Regions from separate parts of the Homo sapiens genome. Here region 2 is linked to region 1. Evidence: chromatin contacts called from ENCODE Hi-C or POLR2A ChIA-PET data. All regions are on one chromosome and are shown on one strand. The core of a region is the stretch at or near the end of the contact, and the rest is flanking DNA. Distances in the headings are between cores, read along the strand shown.

Region 1 (7,040 bases), core at 3,401-5,900:
CACACTGAGATCAGTGTGGATACAGCTTGCTCTGCATATCAGTGTGCTAAATGCAGAGGCAGTTCAGAGTCCAAAGGCTAACTCAGACTTCCTTAGCTACATCTCTTTAGGCAACTTACTATTATTCAAGCTACAAATTATTATTGCTATGTTATTAATGTTACAAAAAGCTAACATGGATTGAGGATTTACAGTGAGTTGGAAAGGGCTAGTTCTTTGTATGATTATCTCCTTTAATTCTGACAGCAACTCTAAAAGATGGCTATTGTTGTTCCCATTTATTTTTATTTATTTTTTTTGAGGCTCTGTTGCCCAATCTGGAGTACAGTGGCACGATCTTGGCTCACCGCAACCTCTGCCTCCTGGGTTCAAGCAATTCTAGTGCCTCAGCCTCCCTGGCAGCTGAGACTACAGGTGCACACCACCACACTTGGCTATTTTTTTGTATTTTTTTAGTAGAGATGGGGCTTCACCATGTTGGCCAGGCTGATCTCAAACTCCTGGCCTCAAGTGATCCGCCCTCCTGGGCCTCCCAAAGTGCTGGGGTTACAGGCATGAGCCACCACGACCAGCCCGTTGTTCTTCCATGTTACAAACAAACTTAGCCAGGTGCAGTGGCTCATGCCTGTGATCCCAAAACTTTGGGAGGCTGAGGCAGACGGATCACCTGAGGACGGAGTTCGAGACCAGCTTGAACAACATGGAGAAACCCCGCCTCTACTAGAAATACAAAATTGGCCGGGCGTGGTGGTGGATGCCTATGGAGGCTGAGGCAGGAGAATTGCTTGAACTTGGGAGGTGGAGGTTGCAGTGAGCTGAGATCGTGCCATTACACTCCAGCCTGGGCAACAAGAGCAAAACTCTGTCTTAAAACAAACAAACAAACAAAACAAAACAAAAGAAAAAGCAGCAGAAAAGTTAAACAATTGACCCTTTTAAACACACAGCTAGTAAGTCAAAGAAACAGCATTCTTAACCCCTATCTTGTACTTAACTCTCTTTAAGCTCCCATTTACTCAGAGTGGTATATGAGATAAAACACAAGTTCCTGTCCCAGATAGGCATTTCCTTCTTAATGTCCCCAAACACAAACATGTAGTATGTCCCAAATCACAAGCATGACTTTTCCCTACTCTTCCATGATTCTCTATCTTGGTTAATGGACAAAATCCCAGTCTCCAGGAGCCTAAGAATCCATCTAGAGTCCTTTCTTTCCCTGATTCCCCCACTTTCTGCTGATACCCATCTCCTTCATGGTTTTCTAGACTCCTTCTCCCCATGCTCAGGGCTCCCTGTGCAGCTTAGGCCCTCATCACCTCTCTACTATTGTGCTGGCTTCTCTACCACGGCCCTTGTTGGGTCTGATGTTGCTCTAATCGATCATCCACACTGCTTCCAGAGGAGTTTTCCAAAATACAGATAGGATCATGTCCTTATTAATTATCTTTAAACAAGACACAGAGCTTAAGTCACCTGCCCAAGCTCTAAAAAGGAAGAGTCAGAGTTTGGCTTCAAATCCAGAAGGTCTGGATCAAAAGCCTATACTCTTAACCACTTCACTGGCAGTACCTTCCAGAAAATGAAAGGATAATTTCACCCCTGTTCCTCTCACTGCCTGCTCTTTCTGCCAAGGACTTTCTCACAACTTCCACAGCAACGTTTTGCCTCTACCTAGTTTTGGCTTAAAGTTAGTCAGAATCACGCAACCCTAAAGTAATACACCAAATCCATGAATTTTTCTTGAGCTCTTTCTTGCCCAAGTCTTCATACACACCCAGGGACACCCCAGATCAGTGCAGGAGATTTTCCGAAAAAACACTAATTTGTCAAGTTCAACAAGCTCAATGTTACTTTTGAAAGAAAAACATCTTGAAAATGTAAACCCTCTGAGACTGATATCCAACTCTTAATTTTTCTCTATTGAAGGCATCACAGATCATTTATTGATCTTTTTCGAAAAGTAAAATAAGAAAAATGTATGTGTCAATTGAGTAAATAGTTTTAAGGTTAGATTGAAGCTGTAAATCAGGGTTTGGAAAAATAGTTGTGCCTATGGTTACTTTTTGTATGGGTTCATGAATTTTTTATTTGTTCTTTTCAATAACACTGTATAAGGTAGAAATTGTATCCCCCCCTTTTATGAATGTGAATCCTGAGGCTCAACCAACTTGCATTAAGTCATCTTGTTGGATGGTGGTGAAAGGGAAACACAAACTCAACCTTCTGACATTAAGGTGCATGTTGTTCCCGCTCTCCTGCCTCTCAAAGATCTGAAAATACTTTTCTAAATACACTTTTTATTTTGGAATCACTTTAGATTTCTGGAAAAGTTGCAAAGATAGTACAGAGAGTTCTTGAATACCCCTAACCTAGTTTCCTCAGTGCTAACATTGTACATAACCACATTACAGTCATCAAAATTATGAGGTTAACATTTATACATTACTATTAACTAAACTCCAGTCCTTGTGCAAATTTCAACTGCTTTTTACTAATAATCTTTATCTGTTCTAGGATCCAATTCAGGACACTCCCTTACATTCAGTCATCATGCCGTGTCTTCTCTGGTCTGTGACATTTTCTCTGTCTTTCCTTGTTTGTCATTACCTTGACTGTTTTAAAGAGTACTGTTTCAGTATTTTGTGGATGTTGAAAATAATTTTTTGATACTCAAAAATTTCATTTATCTGTTTAAGGCAAAAGTATATCTATACCTATTTGATTTTTGTGGACATATTTCAGGAAGCAGATGCAGATTTCCTGGTTGTTTTAGTTTTGTTTGTTTATTTGTTGTTGTTTTTACCTGAAAATGATGGCACATTTCTTCTTGACACCATCAGGGACACAGAACTTTTATCAACACTGTGTTTACCTTGTAATGCCTATCCTCAGATGAACTGTGTTCCCAGATCATTGGATCCTTGAGGTCTAAAATAGTAACTGAACAGAAGAGGTGATGAATATACATGCAAAATGAAGAGAGGGGAACATTTCACAGAGAGATAGAATAGTAGCCAACCAAAATGGACATAAAGTTTCAAGAAACAAAAGTTAATTACTATGGCAGAAATCAGGTTAAAAGAACTTTAGGTATAATGGATTACATTGTGTTGTACTAGGGTTGATAACTCTTTATTGCCGGTTACGTTGGGCTTGAGGAATATTGAAGGCAAGATTCTGGTGTTTCACTTCATGTAGTAAAATCTTATAAAATATAATGATAAAGATCACAGCACCCTTCCCAGTACCTGACACACATTAGGTACTTGGTAAATGCAAATATCTTTGTAGAGAATGCTTATCTAACACTTACTATGTGCCAGGTACTCTTCCAATGCTTTATATACATTAACTCATTAAATCCTTACCACTACCCATTTTGCAGTGGAGGAATTGAGCTTCAGAGACGTTAAGTGAGTTGTCCAAGGTCACACACGGCATAGCTGGGATTTGAAATCTGGGCAGTTGGGAACCATATGCATCCTTTTAACTGTGATACTCCACTGCTTCCTTGTAATCCATGAAGAACAACATGAGGAGTTAGCATTGCACTTATTTTCAAGATGACTGAATTTAAAATAACTTAACCTTTTATGTTGGAACTATTTCTAAGATACATCAATTGTCTTCCTAACACAGATCGCATATTTTCTGATATTAGAGGGTTATGAAATATGAACACCAAATCTGTGTTTTGCTTAATTATTTTTATTTTACTCTACGCAGAATGGTCCCACACTGAGAAAATGTTCATGAATTTTTTTTTCCTGCCATTTTGATTTATCCATTTCTTTTATCATTGTCAGTTCTGTCATTTCTTGCCACTTTCAGTTGCCTGACTTGGACAGCATCCTTTTTATCTCTTTGCAACAACTATTTCCATTTTGCTATTAGAATTGTATCTTAAATAAAATAAATAGATACTGGGGAGTGCTCTAAGGCCCTTTTCTGTGAGTTCAGAGCATAAGAGAGAGGGTTCAGTTTGTAAGTATTTCAGTTGCTTACCCTTCACTTAGCTGCTTTGCTTATTTCCTTGGCTCAACTCCTAATCATTGAGATCACTTCTGGATAAGTGAACTAATATATCACACGTTTTGAACACAATGACTTAAAATAGTTAATCAGTTACCACTGGTTATTTTATCTCCTCAATCACATTACTAAAAGACATGCCATTCAAGGCAAAAAATAAATTGGCTGTTTATCTTCTAAAAAGAATGCAAATGTGACTCATTATATCATTTAAAGCCCGATTTCCATCATCTGGGAATTGGGGCACAGTGGTTTATCTTTAGTTTAACAGAGAAATTTTCTCCTGTGGTGAATGCTCTTAATGATTCCTGGCATCTGAGGGTTTAGGGTCGGATGTGGGTTGTTTCTTAGGAGGTATTTGGTTCCTCAAGTGGCATATGAGGATGTAATCCCTGACTGACACCATTTCCCTTCCTTATACCTAAATCCTTACAGTGAAACCACACGGTTATTTTCTCTTTGTCTTCCCCAACACTAGAATTATTTCAAGCATTTTTAGATGGATGGAGTTTTTGTTCCTGGCTCGTTCTAGTGGAAACAGAGAAGTCCTCTGTCTGGGCAGAGTTGGGGCCAAATTGAGCAGGAAGCTCAGCTGCTATGTCAGACCCAGCTGAATTTGGGAGATAGTTGCTGGATGCGAACCAAGGTGTTTGTAACTACCAAATCTTTCATGATCTTTGGTACTGCTTGCCTCTGTGACATCTCAAAGCGTCCACATAGGGAAGGAGGCCCAACTAAGTACTATGGGGAAATTTCACAGGGGGAAAATAATGGTTTCCATAGCTTAGAATTTTTTCACAAGGGCACTCAACAAACCTGAAACAGGTCACTCATAGTTCCAAGTGGGAGACTGTTCAATGATGAAGAGTTACTTGACTCTCAGGTTGTAAATATAACACTCAAAACTTGTGATTTATTGATCTCACGCCTGGTGACTATTTTATCCTTCTGTAAATGGAACCAAAGTGCTATTAAGTAGTCTTAGTACATCAATAATACATGTCCCTATTAATTATGTGGTTAGTGAACTTTCAGTGTGAGACGTCATCTGAGTTTATCAAGTAACAATTATGTAGAACTTAAAAAGAAATCCCCATTTCAATTCTTTAAGATTATATACTTTATATCCTTTAACAACATCTAAATTCTTCCCAAGTTGGATAAACACATTATCAGATTCATTCTCTAACCACATTTAACTAATTTACTTCCAACCCCACCACCATTACCTTGCAGACCACATAGTCAAAGAGGTGTTCAATTTTGACACTGAGTTACAGGCAAGGTAGTTTCCTGATGGGTGAATTATTAATATTCAAGATAAATCAGGTTACCAGGCAACTTTCCAAGCACGACTTTTTACAGCAATAGCAAATGTAACTGGAGCTTTCCAGAAATGAATCGTGGTCCAACCTATTACCCATCAACTCTTCCTGGTTTTATGTGTGATAGAACACAGCCATGAAATCTGAACTCCATTTTTGAGGTAGTTATTGAAACACCAGTTATTTCTAAGAATAGCAGTGACCATATATTAATAGCCAATTAAGGCATTAGTCTCTGCTCACTGCTTGCTTCCAACTTATTCCTCGGTCAGCCTGGAGAACTGGGTTGTATTTGAATAACAACGAGAGGAAAAGGTCCTGCTGCTATTTTTTTTTCTCAGCAGCTGACTCTGGGTGACAAAATGAATTTTTCTCACAAAACCCCAGAATATAAAGCTGCCAAATTTCTCCTTTTGTGGAGGTATCTGAATAAGAAATGTGGAAGATGGCAATTTTCTAAGAACAACTGGCTTAAGAAATAAAAAAAGTCAGATTCTCTAATTGATAAATGAAAAAAACACTTGTTTAAAATACTGCCCTACAATTGGTTCTTTTTACTTTCTCCTCCTTCCATCTTTGAGAATTTTTCTTCTCTTATCGTCCTACTAACACCCATTCACTTCTCACCTTTCTTCAGGTTCCAAAAGAGATTTACCTCATTATCAGGTATTTCACTCTGCTTTGTCCTTACCAATGGAGTCATCAGTTAAGGGTTTTATCCAGAGTGACCAACACAGTGCCTGGTTTCACTGTCCCCTTGCTGATGGAAGGAGAAGCCATTTAGTCACCAGATTACAGCTGAGGATAAGCAGGGGTAAGAAGGAGCAAGGATGTCCCCTTCCGTAGCCAGCTCTCATGGACTGCATTGGCTCATGTCCTTCCTGAAAAGAGTCTCAGGCAGTGAAGGGAGGCTGGAAGGAAGAAAAAGTGAGAGAATGAGGAGAATTGTCATTGCCACCATGTACTGAGGGCCTATTTGAAATCAGGATCTTCCTTCATATTAGCTCATTTAATTCCCACAACAACCCTGCAAAGGATTATCATCCTTCTTTTAATGATGGAACTTGTGAGGCTCAAAGAGTCTAAGCAACTTGTACTGGATTCCCAGTTGGTAAATTGCAGAGCCAGAATTTGAAACCAGATCTGTGTCACCCAATGCTTGATCTGCTTCCCATCCTTCTAGTATGGAGCCCCCACAGAGGCAAGAGGGAGGGCAGATCAAGGTCCTCGGGTGCCCCTACTCCCTGCCTTCCTCACCATGGAGTCTCAGTGATTGAGATTTCCTGTGTCCCCAGCCAAGGTGTCAGTGAAATCACTGGGTTCTCAGCTGCTACTTTCCTTAGGGGAGACAAAGCACTTGTCCTCCCAAACAGTACCATCACTCTACCTAGAAGGTGTTGATATTCATCTATAAAGATGACTTGGTTACTCACTGCCAACCAAATATTTTTAACAAGCATTTTTTTTGGGGGGCGGGGGGGTGGGGAAATATGGTTAATAAATCAGAATTGGTCCTGCTACAATTTTCAAGCTTCTATTTAATATATGAGATGACTGATACACAATTACAATAAATATAATTCCAATTAAAATTAATACAGCTACCATTCATTGAGTATAAACTATGATCCAGAAACTCATATATCATTTCTAATTACTCCTAACAACATGGTGAAGTAGATG
Region 2 (7,040 bases), core at 1,468-3,967, 44 kb before region 1:
AGCAGTGGAATATCTGTAGTGAGGAATGGAAGCTCACTGCCCCAACAAAAGTGATGCTGCCACTCAACTCAACCCAGATATTGAATTGTTTCAGTTGTCCAAAGTAACAGTATTCTTTGTGGGCCACTGTGACATGGTAAAACATTTTGTTCCTAGCAGATGGTATAAACTTAGTGAATGTTTGCTGAATTTACTCATTCACTTATTCATTCAAAAATACCTATGAAACTTCTATTTTAGGCCCGACACTATTTTAGAGTATAGAAATATAGTCATGAACTAGATAGGCAAGTCCTTGAAGTCATGGGTTTCTATTCTAGAAGGGGAGTCAGATACCTAAATAAACAAGCAGAATAATATTAGGTAGTGACAAGTGCTTATCATTAGACTTATCTAGAATGATGTTTTAAATACAGTGGTCAGGGGAGTGGTATTTGAGGCCTGAATCATAAAAATTAGCCACCTACCCTAGGATCCATACAAAGAGAACCTCAAGTGGATTCAATAACATGTAATGCTTGCTGATTTGTTCTATCCCTTAAGTAAATCTTATTCTAATATACTTCATTCAAAATAGTTGTTGAACATGTTCCATATTCCAAGTAATGTGTTAGGTGCTAGGGATATAAAAGCAAAGCCATAGCCCCTGCCTTCAAGGAACTGATATTCCAATATGGAGATCCAGAGGTGTGAACAATTACAATAAAAAGTGAGAACTGCCCTGATGATGGAGGCATGGTCAGTGGGAGATTTCTTGAAGAAGTACCTTTATTGTAATGAAGATAGCAAGACTATCTGTGTGTTGGGAAAAAAAATGTCCAGGGGTGTCTCATGTTTCTGCAAGCCTTGTCAACAAAGAGACTTTTATTTGGGACTGCCTTCCAAGAATATTTGTATGGTGAACTTCTTGGAGGTTAGAGGTAGCGTGCCTCTCTCAAGCAGAGAGATTTGTTTCTTAACTAGGATACTAAAAAAAAGGTTTCCTTCTAAGGAAAAAGTTGGGCAGGTTTCCTTATAGCCTCTTTAAAAGCTTGTAGTTTCCTAAGCTCGGGGTTTTTCACCTTTGGTGCAAACCGACTGCGTTTGCAGCATCTACCTTGGCCACCCCCTAATGCCCCATAGGATTTGGAGGACAAGAAGAACCTACATGAATATTGGAGCTGATGCTGCTTGCTGTGCCATGAGTGATAAAGTCCTCTGTGTCTGACTCAGGAATCTGTGTCTTCTGCAAGAATCCATGCAATTGTGGCGGCTCCCTTGTTAGCTTGGAAGCAGACAAAACTTCACACCCTTAATCATTCTTAACATGGTGACAATATTAAAATTATTTCAGGTTTATGAGCTTTATTTTTCTCAGTGGAAAACTTGGGATAAAAATTCTAACTTCACAAACTCATTGTAAGAGACAAATGGAAGGTCATAGGTGTAGCAGAGATGGTTAGCTATTCCCTAATATATGTTCTCTCTCTCTCTCCTCTAACATAGAAATTGTAGTGTGACAAAGGCTACCAGACTGACTAAAACATCTCCTAGCCTCGTTTGCAGCTAGCTGTGATCAAGCAATAAAGCTCTGTCAATGGGGTGTGAGCAGAAACACAACTTGCAGATGATGCTCTTGCAAGGAAGGAAAATTCTCTCCCCTTCACCTTCCCTCCTTCCCATTGCCTGGAATACAGACACAGTGGTAAGACATCTTGGAACATTTGGATGGGAAACACCCTACACATGGCAGAGCACTAAAACAAAAGGAACCTGGAGCCTCTGTCCTCTTGCTGTCACCATTCAAGTCCTGGACTGCAAATATACAGACTGTCACATCAGAAAAAACTTCCCGTCTTGTTAGAGCCACTCCTATTTGGCATGTTTATTGAAGAAATGAACTGGTATTCTAATGAATGGAGGAATGAGAAGATCCGAGTGAGGGATTAGAAAGATGCTATTGGTGATGGTAGAGAAAAGAAAATAGAGCCAGATAAATTAGGAGGGAGATCACCTAGCTGCCAAGTAATGGGTTATTTTTCAGAGGTTTTGAATGTTGGCAAATCTTTAAGTCTTACCTGGTCTGTGGACTCTTACAAGAAGTTTGAATTCCATAGTCAAATTAGGAACACACTGACTTAAACATAATTCTTTATTATAGGTAGTACAAGTGTTTTCAGCACTAAAAGATTTTATGCCTCTTAAAAGAGAGGGCTGAAAATAAAGTATTCCTCATACTTATCTGAAAATGAGACCTTTCATCTAAAACTAGTGTTCATGGCCACTAGAGGACACATGATCCAATGCCTATGGGATTTAAAGACGTCTCCCAGCCCTCTTAGAAATTTGTAACCTGCAGTAACACCCAAATAGTCAACAAAGCAATTCACAAAGGTATTTGTCAGATAGGATGAAATAGACATGTGTGCATGACACATACACACCCTTTTCCAAACCAGAGCCAAAAGTTGCAGATACACCAGAAACCATGCGGTATCAATTTTCCCCTCTAAAGAGTTCAGCTTTGTTTTTGTTCCAAGGTGTGAATGAATAGCACAAGGACTGAAAAGGATAACAGTTCCTACCTTGATTCCACTTGAAGATCTTCATGAAGAAAGTCCTTGCTGGAACCTGAGCAGACTGAATACTAATTTCTCTTAGCAAGACATTACACTGCATGGTGGATGGCCTTCTTGCTCAGGAAGTTCATGACAATCCAAGAGGCAAAATGAAAGGAGGCAGAACAGAGCATGTAAAGTCAGAATCTTGTGACTTTGGCCCTGAGAGTGTTTGATCTGGCAGGAACTATTTTCCATGAGTAACCGAGTCCTGTATAGCACTTATGGGATCAAATGGCAGTATAAATTGGATCAACAGTTAATGTCTTAATTCTCTCCATGACCAATGTGAGGAAAAGTAATTCTATTTAAATCCTTCATAGAAAAATACTTCATGCAGAATCCTGGGGGGAAAAGAATTAAAAATTGTGATCTCATGTCAAATATTCCTGCAGTTTTCTCAACAGTACAGTTAATCCTTTGGGCTGGCAAAAGCAGGTTTTCTTTCATTATTTTGGTCTGTATTGGCAACGAAGTTATTAGGTGCAAAAGAAACACACACAGAGATGTCACACCACACTTGACACTGTCACTGTGGTGACAAGGTTTTCTCCAGCTGTCAGTGTCAGAAGGATTTCATTCTGTTTGATGCCACACGGTTTTGTGGTGAGAAGTGGCAGGCAAGCCCTTTTATTCCTTGTAATGTCTTCATTAATAATAGCAGTCATCAATTACCAGAGAAAAGGAGTACAAAATAAATTGTAAACATTATAACCTGGGGTCTTTATGGAGGATCTTTTATATTGTTTCATGGAATTGGAGGTGAATTCAGCAATAGGATTTTTGAACTCTGGAAAGATAGGGGGAAGCTTCCATTTCTTATATGCATGTTGGTCACATAAGACATCAGTCTGTGTGCACAGTTTCCTCATTTTCTTCAATGGTCTGGGTCATTACTTACCCAACAATCTGAAAAAAAAGTACAAATTATGTGTCTAAGTCTATACAATGAGAAGGTGACTTCTTTTTAAGAGCCATGAGAACTTCTCAGAATAAGAATCTCTTTTACAAACCAGTGGAAATCTATCAATCTTAGTTTGGGGGATACCAGGTAAGGTTTCTTCTTTGTAGGGTTTCTGGAGCTTTTAATGAGATGATGCATTCTGTGAAGCTTTAAGGGAAAAAGAAAATATACAGTTTCCTGAGTTTGTTTCATCACAGAAACATTTGTTATGGGCCTAGATAGTTCCATGAAACCTCTATTTTGGAAAGGCTAAAGGAATTAGTTAATCCATTAGCTTTTATATCTAATAAGCACATACTGTGCCTACAAAGAAACAAAAGTTTTCAAGAAACGCCCTCTTAACCTGGCAGTCGGACCAAAGTCCACATTCTTGGTGAGGAAGTTAGGCCTAACAATGTTTTAGCAGAGATATAATTTGATCCTTGGGACTATTTAAGAATACAGCAGTAAAAGTTGCTTACTTTGAGCTGTGGCAGAGATGGGCTGCAGGATTTGTGCAATTCTCATCTCACTGGTTGGAATTCTCTTCTCTCCTATTTGAGAAAATACAGTGTGAAAAAGTCACGTTCCTGCAAGGGTAGAACTCACAGTCTCTAAAATATGACCTAGTGATTCAAAAAGATTGGTACTTTGCTGTTTGACAACATTTTTCAGTGAACCATCACACTTTAAAATAGCCCTGTATAGAGCCCTGACTCCAAGGATCCTGAAAGTATCCCAGAGAGGCTTTTACCATTGGTGGGTGTGTGTGTGCAGGCGTGCATGTGCAAATTCACCCACATGTACAGGCTCTGGATTAGAGGCCGGGAGGAGAATCCAGAGAAGGAAAAACAGACCACACCTCCCCGAAGTCTTCAAAGCTGGTAAGAATTCCCAAGACAGCAGTTCTTTTGAAGCTCCCCACATGCCGTTTTATGGGTTTTTGGTTTTCAAATTAACATAGACTATGAACACCAGGATTTAGCCTCATGGATTTTTGCCCTATGCTATAGAGAAGTCTTCACTTGGCATCTTGGTTTACTGCCTGTGGGAAAATATGACAGGCAATTATAATGTCCTTTTAGTTATAAGCTGAAGTAGGAGTAATATTTTAAAAATATATAAAGCAAATATAGAGGCAGCTTAGCATAGCAGTTAAGAATAGAGATTCTAGAACCATTTTGCCTGAGTTTGAACCCAAATTCTGTGCCCTTGGGCAAATCATTTAAATGTGCTATGCCTCAGCTTCCTTGTCAGTAAAATGGGTCTGATTACAGAACCCCCCGCAGACTGTCATAGGGTTACGTGAGTTCATATCTGGAAAGCTCTTAGAATAGTGCCTGATACTTAATAAATGTTTATTACATTTTAAAATATTTTTAAATATGGTTTTCAGCCAGGCACGGTGGCTCATGCCTGTTATCCCAGCACTTTGGGAGGCCAAGGTGGGTGGATCACCTGAGGTCAGGAGTTCAAGACAAGCCTGGCCAACATGGCAAAACCCCATCTCAACCAAAAATACAAAAATTAGCTGGGTGTTGTGGTGCACACCTGTAGTCCCAGCTAGTCAAGAGGCTGAGGCAGGAAAATCTCTTGAACCCGGGAGATGGAGGTTGCAATGAGCCAAGACCGCACCACTGCACTCCAGGCTGGGTGACAGAGTGAGACTCCGTCTGAAAAAATAAATATGGTTTTCATTTTCTCTCTTGTATTTCATAACACTCAGAAGTTATTCCACTGGACACTCCAGGGAAAGCTGGCAAGTCACTGCCACCCGGGAAAAGCAGTAGCTATGGGGCTAGGAAAGTGTTGGCCACAGTGGAAGAAGAAGCAGGCCCATGGTGGACTTCAGGAGAACTAGGAGGAAGCTGGCATGGATGGGTGTTACAGATGGACCCTCCTTTCAATAGGAGAATTCCTGGAAGGGTGGTAGAGGTGGCTGGTTACAAGCAAAGCAGAGAGCGGAGTAGGTTCCTTATTTCCAGTTGGGGACTGTGGGAAGAGTCTCACAGATGCCCCTCTTTCCCTCACATCAACATTGATGGGCTCCATCAGAGTAACCTTTGCAGCAGTTGCATGCTTAGGCCAAAGGAGGCCTATATTTAGTTCTCCCAATTCTTCCTCCACTCTCTTGGGTATCCTGACATTCTGGGCCCCTGTGGAGGACATGCAGAGGTTAGATAACAGCGCTAGGGGAAGTTTACTAGGGATGTTACTGTGGTGAGATTAAACAGGCAGACCCTGTGGCTGAGGGCTACAGGCCAGATTACCTGAGCCTGGATTCGGTAGGTACAGCCATAGCCACAGATGCCTCTTGAAGAGAGCAGAGGAAAGGGACATTTGAGGATGGAATGTCCAAAAAAAAAAAAAAAAAAGATAGACTGAGTTACATAAAAAGTCTTTCAATTATTTTATGCAACAGAGTTTACAACAGACTGGATTATCAGACACAGAGGGGTAGGTGGTGTGAGGAATATCAGGTAAGCTATAGAAAAACAGAAAAATTACATTTTTTTCTGCTAATCTAAGGTTAGCGTAGTTTACATAATTCCACAACAGAAACATTTATTCAAAAGATGACTATTAATAGCATGCAAAGTTGTACTAGATGCTTGGAGGGATAGAAACTGGAGATAGATAAGGATCTTGCCTTAAGCGTTGTGTAAGAAAAACAAAGCTCAGCACAGGAAGAGCTTGCTGAGCTTAGGTTTGTCATATTGAATTTGAAATGGTTGAACCTCATGTGAAGGTACCCAGGAAAGAATTGGGAATGTAAGGTTGGAGCTCAGAAGGAGAGAAGAGAGATGAAGTTATTTGAGAGGACATCCACTTAGAGGGAACGACTAAAGCTTGCCAAAGAGAGTTGAGAAGAGTAAAAGTTCTATTCATTTATTCAATGAACATGCACCACCCTCTTCTTGGTTCAGGTATAGCAATCAGTGTCAGGAAGGAAGAGTCTGGAAGTGGCCACGGTATTGTCCAAAGAAGGATCTAGAGTGTCAGTTTATTGTGACCTTATGTGGCAGAGACCACTTGGGGTGGCCAATTGCCAAGTTCTCTTTTTCCCAAGCATCTGGCTCAACCACATTTTCCAGTTTTCCTCAGCTTGGAGTGGCCATGTGATGAAATTCTGTCCAGGAGCACAAGGGTGTTTGCGATATGGGCCACTTGCCATATCCATTCCCTTTTATCTTCTACATGAAAGCAAAATTGCTTTTATTTCCACATGATTTCCAGCTTAGTAAAGAAGACACAATGAGGAGGTAGGACTGAATTACTACAAAGTCCTCACCCACCCTGTAAGGACTGGAATGTAAGGACATGAGTGAGAAATAAGCCTTTATTATTAAACCACTAGGATACTAGGATGTAGGCTGTTTGTTTTAGATGCTAGTGTTGTTTTGTTTTGTTTTGTTTTTTGAGACAAGGTCGTTCTCTGTTGTTCAGGCTGGACTGCAGTGGTGTGATCTCGGCTCACTGCAACCTCCGCCTCCTGGGTT

The links. Hi-C counts contacts between places; a loop is a spot of excess contacts on that map. ChIA-PET counts read pairs that join two places held with the same protein, here RNA polymerase II (POLR2A). Pooled maps may share reads with other maps.
Region 2: a loop to region 1 is called in a map of CD8-positive, alpha-beta T cell, with 2.0 times the contacts of the local background. The contact joins the promoter of LINC01479 here to the enhancer-like site in region 1. A Hi-C loop is called at or near these places in 5 of 168 maps with a recorded cell type or tissue (CD8-positive, alpha-beta T cell, Caco-2, Calu3 and 2 more) and 2 of 50 pooled maps. POLR2A ChIA-PET finds 5 or more read pairs at or near these places in 2 of 52 experiments (GM12878 and OCI-LY7).

What each region holds. Positions count from the first base shown.
Region 1 is chr12:67,883,142-67,890,181 of GRCh38, reverse strand. No RefSeq gene overlaps it. Among named protein-coding and RNA genes, the nearest start is that of LINC01479, 43 kb to the left of the region's middle. Within about 2 kb of position 4,650, at least 2 of the 41 ENCODE cell types and tissues checked have a DNase peak (open chromatin) inside an H3K27ac peak, as active enhancers do.
Region 2 is chr12:67,924,912-67,931,951 of GRCh38, reverse strand. It overlaps LINC01479 (long intergenic non-protein coding RNA 1479), which reads right to left and starts at 2,717. Exons shown (of 3, transcript NR_120456.1): 1 at 2,565-2,717.